Linked DNA regions of Homo sapiens: region 1 is linked to region 2. Evidence: read pairs that join two places in POLR2A ChIA-PET (ENCODE). Cell type or tissue: CD4-positive, alpha-beta T cell. All regions are shown on one strand. Links, peaks and the distances in the headings refer to the core of each region. The heading gives the core; the rest is flanking DNA. Region 1 overlaps LOC105371750 (a long non-coding RNA gene). Region 2 overlaps MRM1 (mitochondrial rRNA methyltransferase 1).

Region 1 (5,480 bases), core at 276-5,275, 120 kb after region 2:
TGTTTCCTGGGCATTCGTGGCAGGGGAATTGGACTTCCAAATCTGCCCCCTCTCCACGTGGGTGAGCTTCTCCCAGACTCTCCATCATAAGAGGCTGTGAGCACCCGAAACTGATCACCTTCTCAGCCTAGAATGGGAGTGAGCTGTGGTCCTCTCCCTCTCTTCCTCTCACTGTGACCCCAATCACAGCACCTGCCCTTCTCTAATTGGCTGATGTCAATGGAAGGGGGAAGGGAAGGCTGATGTCCAAGGAGGAAATCCCATTAGGTGAGCCAGAGCCAAGTTATTAGTGGTTAAGATGTAATTGGAGTTGGTGAATAATCTCATTCAATTCATCACGTATTTATGGCGCATCCAGCTGTGTGACCTTGGGTGCGGTGTTTCACCTCTCTGATGAAATAAGACCTTAATGTTTGCCAAGGACCCTGGATTTCTGAGATTCTGAGTCCCTGAAGCTGGAAGGAATCTCTACCGAATTCCGATCACTTGCTGCTGCCTCTCTCCTTGCTTCTGAGTTATTTGTGCAATTACCTGCATTCCCTCCTAAACTCTACATTCCTTCAGGCCAGGGTCTTATATAACTATCCCCCACAGTTTAGTGCCTTGCACACAGTGGGTGATTTATCAGTTTTTCTGAATGGATGACTGAATGCTAGGCACTGTGATTAATAACAAAGAAATAGAATTAGAAGCCCTGTGCTTAGGCAGTATACAATTTTAGGGGAACGGGGAGGGCGGAGATGACCTTTGCACTTTATATTATAGCTTTGGGAACTTGTGTGAGTTCCTCAGCCTCTTTGTGCCTCTATCTCCTCATTAATAACATGCAAATAATAACGGCTACTAACTAAGGATTTTGTGAGGATTAAATGTGATCGTATGTACAGTTAAATCCTTCGTGTAGTGTTTGGCACTTAGTAGATCCTTAATTAATGTGTGTTCCTGCTCTATTCCCAACTAGAGAACAAGCACCAAGCCCTGTGGATTTCAGAAGGTGAGAAATCACTGATGGGTGGGGTTTTTGGATTGAAGCTGGGGAGTGGGGATCTATAGCGAGATTTCTAGACTGCTTTATTGTACCCTATGCTTCTTTTTTTTTTTTATCTCCCCTCACTTCCTCCCCTCCCAACACACATGAAGACAAATAGCAGGTGCTCAGAAAGTATTTATTGAATTAATGCAGAAAATGAAGCCCATTTCTTTGTGGCTAAAGATAGCAGATCTCAAACCAGGCTTCTCAATGGAATCACCTGGGATCTTTTTAGAAATCTACTTTCTTGCCCCTCAAATCCAAAATTCAGTCTGTCTCACACACACACATACTGATCAGAATCTCCAGGCTTGGGCTCAGAACTAATGTTTTTTAAAGCTGCCCAAGTGACTCTGATATGTGGACAATTTGGGATATCCTGGCTTAGGATATGATCAAGATGATAAATATTTAATGTACATTTGAAAATAATTGATATCAGATTGTAGGATATAAATGTTAAACATTCAATTATAATTTAAATATTGTTTATACAAGCCTGTGTTCATAGCCATGTTCCACTCCCATGTCTGCTTAACCACATGGGGGAATATTGGAGTTGAGGGTGAGGAAGGGTGCGTGTCTCAGTGGGGCTTGAAATTGGGACTGGAAGGAGAGCTTGGCCCAGATCAGAGACATGAAGCAACCAAAAGGGAAAGAGAGAAGGCCGGGCATGATCTGCAAAGCTATAGAAAGAGCTGGTTACTACATCCACTTCCTTTGGCCAGAACTCCACCTCCACAGAGTCCTCAAAGATCTTCTCCTGAACTCCGCACTCCCCAGCCTTGAGAGGAGACACAGGAGCTGGAGGAAGCAGCTTTATCCCTCACTTTGTGGTTCAGTCCAGCCTGTTTTCCAAGGGGTAAAGGGCAGTGGAAGGATAACTAAGAAAATAATAATAACAAATGAAAGCATCTCTGTGGAGCTTCGAGATGGTTTTGTGGTTTTGACATCCTTGGTTTATTGAGTCTGCTATGCTTGTCATTACAAGGAACTACATCGTCTCTTTAGTGTGACCAACACATGCTGGGTCCCTGCTATGTGCCAATCCAACCCTGTAAGATGGAGGTCATGACTATTTCCATTTTACAGATGGGGAACTGTGGCTCAGAACCCAGATTCCTTGACCCCAAGGCTCATGATTTTCCCGCATGCCTTCCTGGGGATGGCTCCAGCCGATGGAGCCTGGGATGAAGAGACCGACCAGCTCCCTGGACCACACCCTGTCCTTCTCCTTGTGGTCCCTTAGCTCTCCTTTCTTGTTGCTTCTGCCCTCATCCTTTTCCTGAGTGGTCTCTCCTCAAGTGTGTGTCTGGTGCCCCAGGAAGCTCCTCTTTCACCCACCCCTCCACCACCTGCCCTGTTTGATTTGACTTCATTCATTCGCTTGTCTATTCATCTACCTTTTTTCACCTAGCAAGCACTTGGCAGGCTTGGCCAGGCATTGTGCTAGGCTCGGGTGTCCAGAGGTGAGGAAGACCTTTCAGAGCTCCCAAGCAAGAGAGGGCAGTACATTCAAGGCCAATACATTGGGTTCGGCACTCCAAGGGCAGAGAAGAGAAACCAGCCTCCAACTTGGTCCTGTGAAAACTGGACTTTTCATGTTGCACATGACAAGGGTCCAGCCAGAATGGCTAAAACAACCCACACTCTGGGGGTACCTCAAGCAATGGGGATAGAATCGACCCTGAGGATGCCCAGCAGATCAATTGCATGGGCCACGGGCCTTCCTGGGATGGAAGGGTGCGCCTTCCTCTAATCTTCTACCCGCAGGGCCCCTCAGGAGGCTTCTTTATTCTGGTTAACTTTCAGGTCCCTCCAAATGATCTGTCTTTAGAAGGGCTCCACCTCCTTCTAAGTGGCATTCTTCCCTCGAGTTCTGTCCATCCCACTGTGTGTGTATGTAAGATAGCAAGAGAGATGGAGGCACACATGCATGCTTATATCCCATCTCAGCCTTTCTCCGTGGCGGGTCTTGGGCAGTAATTGAAGAGCCGGAGCCCCCATTCTATGCAGTGAGCCCCACTCTTGCCCTGTGTGGGGAGCATGTGGGCAGAGCCACCACAGGATTCCCTATCCTGGTGGGGAAGAGAAGGCATGACTTGAGAGCTCTCACCAGAGCCTAGGCTCAGGAGAAGAGCAAGCCAGTGGGACAGGAAGGAAGAGGAGGAGAAAAAAGGACAGACCTTGACAGTGGGATGACCAAGGGCAGAATCCTGGGACAGCCAACAGCTGCCACCTCCCAGGAAGACAGGAACCAGGGCCCCTTGACAGGAGCAAGACTCCCACCCCCAGTGGCTGAGCCTCCTGCCTGGGAGGTTGGCTGGACCCAACCAGGCCGGGGTTGTATGTGTCCCCCAGCGGGGACAGTGTTGGCAGTTCTAAGGTCTCAAGGGCCAACGGGTTAGGCAGGCAGCAGGAAGGTTTGTGGTGTCAGCCCTTTTCTAGCTCCCTCTCCCTCATCCTACACCATGTCCCCCGACAAGCCCCCAACCCAATCCTCCTCCTCCTGTCCTGCTCCTCCTCCCTTTTCCATTTGGAAGAAGGAGGCTTGCTGTCTTTGTATTTTAACTGTAGCAAAAAGATTAAATTGTTTACGAGCCGGGAGCCTCTGCTGGTTGGATGAGCCGGAAGAGACAAAGATAGACATTCTAATTCTCCCCCGTTCTCCAGGCCTCCGTCCCCCTGGCTGCTGCTAATTCTTTTATCTGCCCCCAACACTCCAGGCATTATGTGCATTCATAAAAAAGGGGGGGTGGAGTGGAGAGAACCCTCGCCGAAGCCAGCAAAATTACTGTTCTCTGCGCGGTTTCTCTGATAGCAATCTCTTGAATGCTGATTACTTTTTTCCCCTCTCCCCTGCCCCCTCCCCCCTTCCCCAGCACCCAACATAAGTTGGTCTTTAACCCTTTATCTTTAGCAAGCAGAAAGACATGGAAAACATCTCACTCAGTGGGTGGAAAAAAAAAAAAAAGCAAGGGGGGCAAGGAAAGAAAAAAAAACAACAACCCAGCACAGAGAAGAATTACTGTTATCTCCTCACCAGAAGAGGAACAGCAGAGATAAGGGAAGCCTGAAGAATTAAAAGAAACGTAGCGTTGGGGCTCTAAATTCACGCCGAAGCCGGCTGTATTTGTCTGTCACGGGGGTTCATAATTTTCTGAGGTTGTTTTGATAGACTTATTGTGCGGACTGCATAGAAAACTCATCAGCATTTGTTGCCTCTGAGCGTTATTGTCAGAGGTAACTGCGTGTCTGTAGACTGGGGGAGATAATGGCTGAAGTAGAAAGCAGATAAAGCCCAGGCTCTTCTCATTAAGGACTATCTCTGCCTCCGCAGACCGGCCGGGATTGAGTGACTGGGGCGGCAGCACGGGGCATACATTATGCCAGCAAAAGCAAAAGGCGGCGGCATGAGTGCGGGCAGCTGGAGGACCCCGTGGCCCTGGATGAATGGCCGAGGGGAGCGCTTGGATGGTGCCCGCAGTGTGGTCGGCTGCAGGGGTGCCAGTCGGGGACACCCAGGGGCTCCCTGAGCTCTGGGGGTTTATGGCAGAGCAATGAGGAGGGGTTGCAGTGCAGGCAATTCTTTGGTTCCATTCTGACATTGCACAGAGGGGGAAACTGAGGTCTGGAGAGGGGAAGGGGTGTGTCTGGGGCCTCCTACTGAGGGAGGGCAGAGCAGGTTCCTCTGATTCTGGGGTATTTATCCAGATCCATGCCTCGCCTGTGCAGTGGCTGAGAGATGGGAGCCTCCCATAACCCAGTCCACTGTCCACGTGGAGATGTGGAGGGGTCATATACTGTTAATACCTGTGGGTCCCTCCCTCCCTCCCTTCCTCCAGCACATTTTCTTGGAGTGCCCATGAGAAGCCAGGCACTGGGGAATGTGCGGGCACTGTGGTCATGGGCGCACTGTGTGTAACCCCCCAGCCATCCTCCTCCCTCCATCTACTATGGAACTACCCTCTCCAGCAAAGGGGGCAGGCAGACCTGGGCAGAGAGGTTCACAGTGTCCTCAAGCCAAGCCTAAGGCCAGATGGGGACAAGCTGTGCAGTGAAAGACTAGAGGCTAGGTCAGCAGAACTGGGCTTTGTGTAGCCTGGGAGGGGGACACTTCTCTGGCCCCTTTCCCATCTGTGAAATGGGAACAATAATGTAGCCCACTTCATAGGGTGGTTGAAAGGACTGATGAGATAGTTTATAGAAGAAGGTTTGTTAGCACGTTGCCTGGACACACTAAGTGCTCGGTAAGCCTGTTATTATCTTTATAATGATTGTTCCTCTGGTGGCCCTAAGGACCTTCTGGACAGCTCAGTACTGCTTCCTTCATCTGACCCAGGGTGGGGCCTCCAGGGAAAGGCATCTGAGCTGTAAGTGAATGTTTTATCCTTGTCACATGCTCCCATAGAGGGGAGGCCTTGGCGTTGTCTGAGTCCATTCCTTTCAG
Region 2 (5,259 bases), core at 258-5,257:
GATTTTAGTCCTCGGATCTCTTTTGTTGTTGTTGTTAAGAGATGGGGTCAGCTGGGCACAATGGCTCACGCATGTAATCCCAGCACTTTGGGAGGCTGAGGCAGGCAGATCATGAGGTCAGGAGATCAAGACCATCCTGGCTAACACGGTGAAACACCATCTCTACTAAAAATACAAAAAATTAGCTGGGTGTGGTGGTTCGTGCCTGTAGTCCCAGCTACTCGGGAGGCGGAGGTAGGAGAATCGCTTGAACCCGGGAGGTGGAGGTGGTAGTGAGCCGAGATTGTGCCACTGCACTCCAGCCTGAGTGACAGAGTGACGTGTCAAAAAAAAAAAAGAGATGAGGTCTTGGCCGGGAGCGGTTGTTAAGAGATGGGGTCTTGGCCAGGCACGGTGGCTCACGCCTATAATCCTAGAACTTTGGGAGGCTGAGGCAGGTGGATCACCTGAGGTCAGGAGTTCGAGACCAACCTGGCCAAAATGGTGAAACCCTGTCTCTACTAAAAATACAAAAATTACCTGGGCATGGTGGCGGGCACTTGTAATCCCAGCTGCTCGGGAGGCTGAGGCAGAAGAGTTGCTTGAATCCAGGAGGCGGAGGTTGCAGTGAGCCGAGATCACAGCGTTGCACTCCAGCCTGGGCAATAAGAGTGAAACTCTATCTCAAAAAAAAAAAAAAGAGAGAGAGAGAGAGAGAGAGATGGGGTCTTGCTGTGTTGCCCAGCCTGGAGTCCAGTGGCACAATCACAGCTCAGTATAGCCTCCGAATTCCTGGGCTCAAGCCATCCTCCCACCTCAGCCTCCTGAGTAGTTGGAGATACAGGTGCACACCATCTCACCTAATTTTTTTCTTTCTTTTTTCTTTTTCTTTTTTTTTTTGTAGAGATGAGGTCTCACTTTGTTGCCCAGGCTGGTCTCAAACTCCTGGCTTCAAGAAGTCCTCCTGCCTTAGCCTCCCAAAATGCTGGGATTACAGGCGTGAGCCACCTCACCTGGTCCTGGATCTCTTTTCTGTATATGTTCATTTCTTGTTGGTCTCATCTAGTCTCATGGCTTTAAATACTATCTGAATTCAAATTCCCGCCCAAGTGTATACTCCAGCCTGGACCTTGGTTCTGAATTCCAGATTCACTCATCTAGTTGCCTACTGCACAGTTGTTGTTATTGTTGTTGTTGTTTTGCTGTCAGGCGGGCATTTCAAACCTAACATTTCTAAAACTGAGCGCTTGTTCCTTCTGGAGCAACTCCATCCCTTTGGTTGTTTAGGTCAAAAACCTTGGCATCATCCTTAACTAAAGTTATTTCCGTATTATCACCATTTCTGCCTGTTTCCACTGCTACCACTCTGGCCCAAGCAAGTCACCATCATCTGTTGACCGTTATTGCAGAAACTTCCCACCTGGCCTCCTTTCTTCTGCTCTTGGCTCTCAGCACAGCAGGCAGAGTGATTCTGTTGAAGTCATACCATGTTACTTCTCTGCTCAAAACCTTTCAAAGCCTCTGTACCGCTCAGATTCAAAGGCAGAGTCCTTCCAGTAGCCCTGGAGACCATACCTCATGTGGCTCTTGTTCCTTCTTCTGTCTTGACGCCTCTCTTCCCACTGGCCACCTTACTGTTCTCAAACATGCCAGGGAGGCACCTGCCTCTGTGCTTGCTGATCTCTCTGCCTAGAATGTTCTTGCCCCAGATGTCTGCACGGTGCTCCTCCTTCTCCTTCAGGTCTGCACTCAAATGTCACCTCAGTGAGTCCATCCCCACCTGCCCTTCCACAAGGCTGGGATTTTGGTCTGTTTTGTTTTGTTCAGTGCCCTGTCCTCAGTGCCTAGAACAGAGCCCATGCTAGGTGCTTAATAACTATTGACTAATTGACTGGATCAGCAGATAAATGAATGTATGGGCAAGGCTGGGCTCTTCCTTGGCCAGGGCTCTGATGGATAATTTTTTTTTTTTTTTTTGAGATGGGGGTCTCACTCTGTCACCCAAGCAGGAGTGCAGTGGCGCAATCTTAGCTCGCTGCAATGTCTGCCTCCTGGTCTCAAGAGATCCTCGTGTCTCCTGAGTAGCTGGGATTACAGGCTGATTTTTGTATTTTTAGTAGAGACAGAGTTTCACCATGATGCTCAGGCTAGTCTTTTTTTTTTTTTTGAGACAGAGTGGAGTCTCGCTTTGTTGCCCAGGCTGGAGGCAGTGGTGTGCTCTCAGCTCACTGCAACCTCCGCCTCCCGGGTTCAAGCGATTCTCCTCCCTCAGACTCCCAAATAGCTGGGACTACAGGCATGTGCCACCACACCCAGCTAATTTTTTGTGTGTTTTTAGTAGAGACGGAGTTTCACCATGTTAGCCAGGGTGGTCTCAAACTCCTGACCTCAGGTGATCCGCCCGCCTCGGCCTCCCAAAGTGCTGGGATTACAGGCGTGAGCTACTGCGCCTGGTTTTTTGTTTTTTTTTTTAATTTGAGATGGAGTTTCACTCTTGCTGCCCAGGCTGGAGTACAATGGCGCAATCTCGGTTGACTGCAGCCTCTGCCTCCCGAGTTCAAGCGATTCTCCTGCCTCAGCCTCCTGAGTAGCTGGGATTACAGGCATGCACCACCATGCCCGGCTAATTTTGTATTTTTAGTAGAGACGGGGTTTCTCCATGTTGTTCAGACTGGTCTCGAACTCCCAACCTCAGGTGATCCCCCTGCCTTGGCCTCCCAAAGTGCTGGGGATTACAGGCGTGAGCCACCGTGCCTGGGCCAGGCTAGTTTTGAACTCCTGACCTCAGGTAATCTGCCTGCTTCAGCCTCCCAAAGTGCTGGAATTACAGGCTTGAGCCACTGCATACAGCCTCTGATGAAGATTTGATGAATTAGAATAGGAGAGGCAGGCATGGTGGCTGACGCTTGTAATCCTAGCACTCTGGGAGGCCAAGGTGGGAGGATCGCTTGAAGCCAGGAGTTCCAGACCAACCAGGGCAACATGGCAAAACCTCATCTCAAAAAAAAAAATGCAAAAACTAGCCGGGTGGGGTGGCGAGTGCCTGTAGTCCCAGCTACTTGGGAGGCTGAGGTGGGAGGATCACCAGAACCCAGGCGGTTGAGGCTGCGGTGAGCTGTGATCGTGCCACTGCACTCCAGCCTGAGCGAGAGTAAGACCCTATCTCAAAATTAAAATAAAAAAAGAATTAGAACATATCTTCTTCCCCCTTTCAGACCAAAGCCCAGCAGGGCTGGCTCGTGGCCGGCACGGTGGGCTGCCCAAGCACAGAGGATCCCCAGTCCTCCGAGATCCCCATCATGAGTTGCTTGGAGTTCCTCTGGGAACGGCCTACTCTCCTTGTGCTGGGTAGGTGGATGTCCCTGCGTTTGTGCCCAGATTACATTTCCCGAGCAACTGGGTGTCCAGCTGGGCAACCCTAACCCTCAGCCCCACGCCCTGCAGGGAATGAGGGCTCAGGTCTATCCCAGGAGGTGCAGGCCTCCTGCCAGCTTCTCCTCACCATCCTGCCCCGGCGCCAGCTGCCTCCTGGACTTGAGTCCTTGAACGTCTCTGTGGCTGCAGGTGAGTCTACTCCCCTTTCCCTTTCCTCTATCCCTCTAATCACGCAGGTGGGATTTGATGCCCTCTAATCCCATTTGCTGGCTGTTTGTGTGCCTCAGTTGCTTTATGTACAAAATGGGGAAATTACATCCCGTTGATGAGATGAGGGGCTGCCTGAATGTCTAGGTCTCTAAACATCATCCTTCTCCTCCGTCCTCTCTTCCCTTGTCCTTGTGTCTGTGCAGGAATTCTTCTTCACTCCATTTGCAGCCAGAGGAAGGGTTTCCCCACAGAGGGGGAGAGAAGGCAGCTTCTCCAAGACCCCCAAGAACCCTCAGCCAGGTCTGAAGGGCTCAGCATGGCTCAGCACCCAGGGCTGTCTTCAGGCCCAGAGAAAGAGAGGCAAAATGAGGGCTGACGTGGACTGTCCACAGTGTTCATGTGCTGGAGTCAGGGACGGCCGCACCTGCCTCCGCCGGCTCCAGTGTGCGGGGAGCCTCTGCCTGAGTGTGCACCAGGCCCATGTTTATTGACCACAGTCTGGGGGGGGGGGAAGGGGACTGCGGTGGACACCAGAGGAAGCTGTTTCCTGTTGTGATGTTGGACCTGTAGTAGGACATGGTGATTTGTTAATTTCCATGGGAAGCCATGATGGCCTAGCATGGAGGGAATCTGTTCCCAGGCCCTGCCTGGAAGTTGAGGGAAAGTTTAGACATCTGCAGAGAGGCAGGCAGCCCAGCCCAGGGGACCCGTTCCTCTTGAACCAGTCATTGCCTGTGGCAAATGTGTGTATGAGAATGTGGGGGGTGGAGGGCGGGGCCCTGATGTGGAGTAGACAGTGCGCACCTCAGGCCCACACACGGCCCCGCCCTGGGGCCTTGAGCGCAGGCCTCATCTTTCTGTGCCGCGGGACTCCGCACCTACCTCACAGGGTTGTTGTGAGGCTCAAATAAAACATCACTCAGCACGTGGGAGATTCTGGCCAATTCCTCCGTTAGGTGGCAGCCTCGCTCTTCGGTCCAGTCTTCAGGCAGCTTCCACAGCCTCCTTGCGGGGAGACTCCTGGCTGCAGCCCCATGAGAGGCGACGGGAAATTAGCAAACACCTCCCACCCCACGGGGGCCCCCCACGGGTGACTGAGTCAGTTCCCTTCAAGGGGAGGAACTGGGAGCAGGCTTGCCGTTGATTGTACAACCGAGACAGATTTGGCACTCCTCCCCTCGGGTCCCAGGAAAGCAGCAGGAGCCAGCAGTGTGAGGAGCATAGAAGTGTTTCTGTCCTGGTGGCACATTGGAACCACCTGGCATGCTTTAAAAAACCCAACACTGACACCAGAGAGTCTGACATGATGGGTGTGGCGCCACCTGGCATCCGGCTTTCGAAAGCGCCACCATTGGTCTAATGTGCAGCCAAGGCTGAGAATCACCACTAGGGCAGGTGGACTCAAATTCCACACCCTTGACATTTTGGGCCAGATAATTTTTTGTTGTGAGAGCCATCCTGTGCACTGTAGGATGTTTAGCAGAATCCCCGACCTATACGCACTAGATGCCTGTAGCATGACCTCTCATTATGAAACCAGAAATGTCTCCAGACGTTGCCAGATGGCTTCTAAGAGACAAAAATCTCCCCTCCTGGAGCATGGCTTTGGAGGATAGCAACCCCGAACTTGCAATCCTGACTGCTATGTGACCTTGGGGGGGCGCTCCTTACCCACCTGGGCCTCGGTGCCCTCCT

What was found. Peaks named below come from ENCODE experiments on the same cell type or tissue, not always from the same donor. Only the 100,000 strongest peaks of a DNase experiment are listed, where the experiment ranks them.
Region 1: POLR2A ChIA-PET joins it to region 2 with 5 read pairs; 5 of 35 experiments call an interaction of 5 or more read pairs at or near these places.

Annotation. Positions count from the first base shown.
Region 1 is chr17:36,724,387-36,729,866 of GRCh38, forward strand. All of the region lies in intron 2 of LOC105371750 (a long non-coding RNA gene), which reads left to right. Among named protein-coding and RNA genes, the nearest start is that of MRM1, 130 kb to the left of the region's middle. In CD4-positive, alpha-beta T cell, for the core only: no CTCF peak of the experiment used is centred there; no DNase peak of the experiment used is centred there; H3K4me3 peaks cover 869 bases; H3K27ac peaks cover 1,051 bases.
Region 2 is chr17:36,604,476-36,609,734 of GRCh38, forward strand. MRM1 (mitochondrial rRNA methyltransferase 1) reads left to right here. Exons shown (of 5, transcript NM_024864.5): 3 at 3,195-3,327; 4 at 3,424-3,543; 5 at 3,768-4,489. The coding sequence ends at 3,940. Among named protein-coding and RNA genes, the nearest start is that of MRM1, 5.5 kb to the left of the region's middle. In CD4-positive, alpha-beta T cell, for the core only: no CTCF peak of the experiment used is centred there; DNase peaks (open chromatin) are centred at 4,556 and 4,886.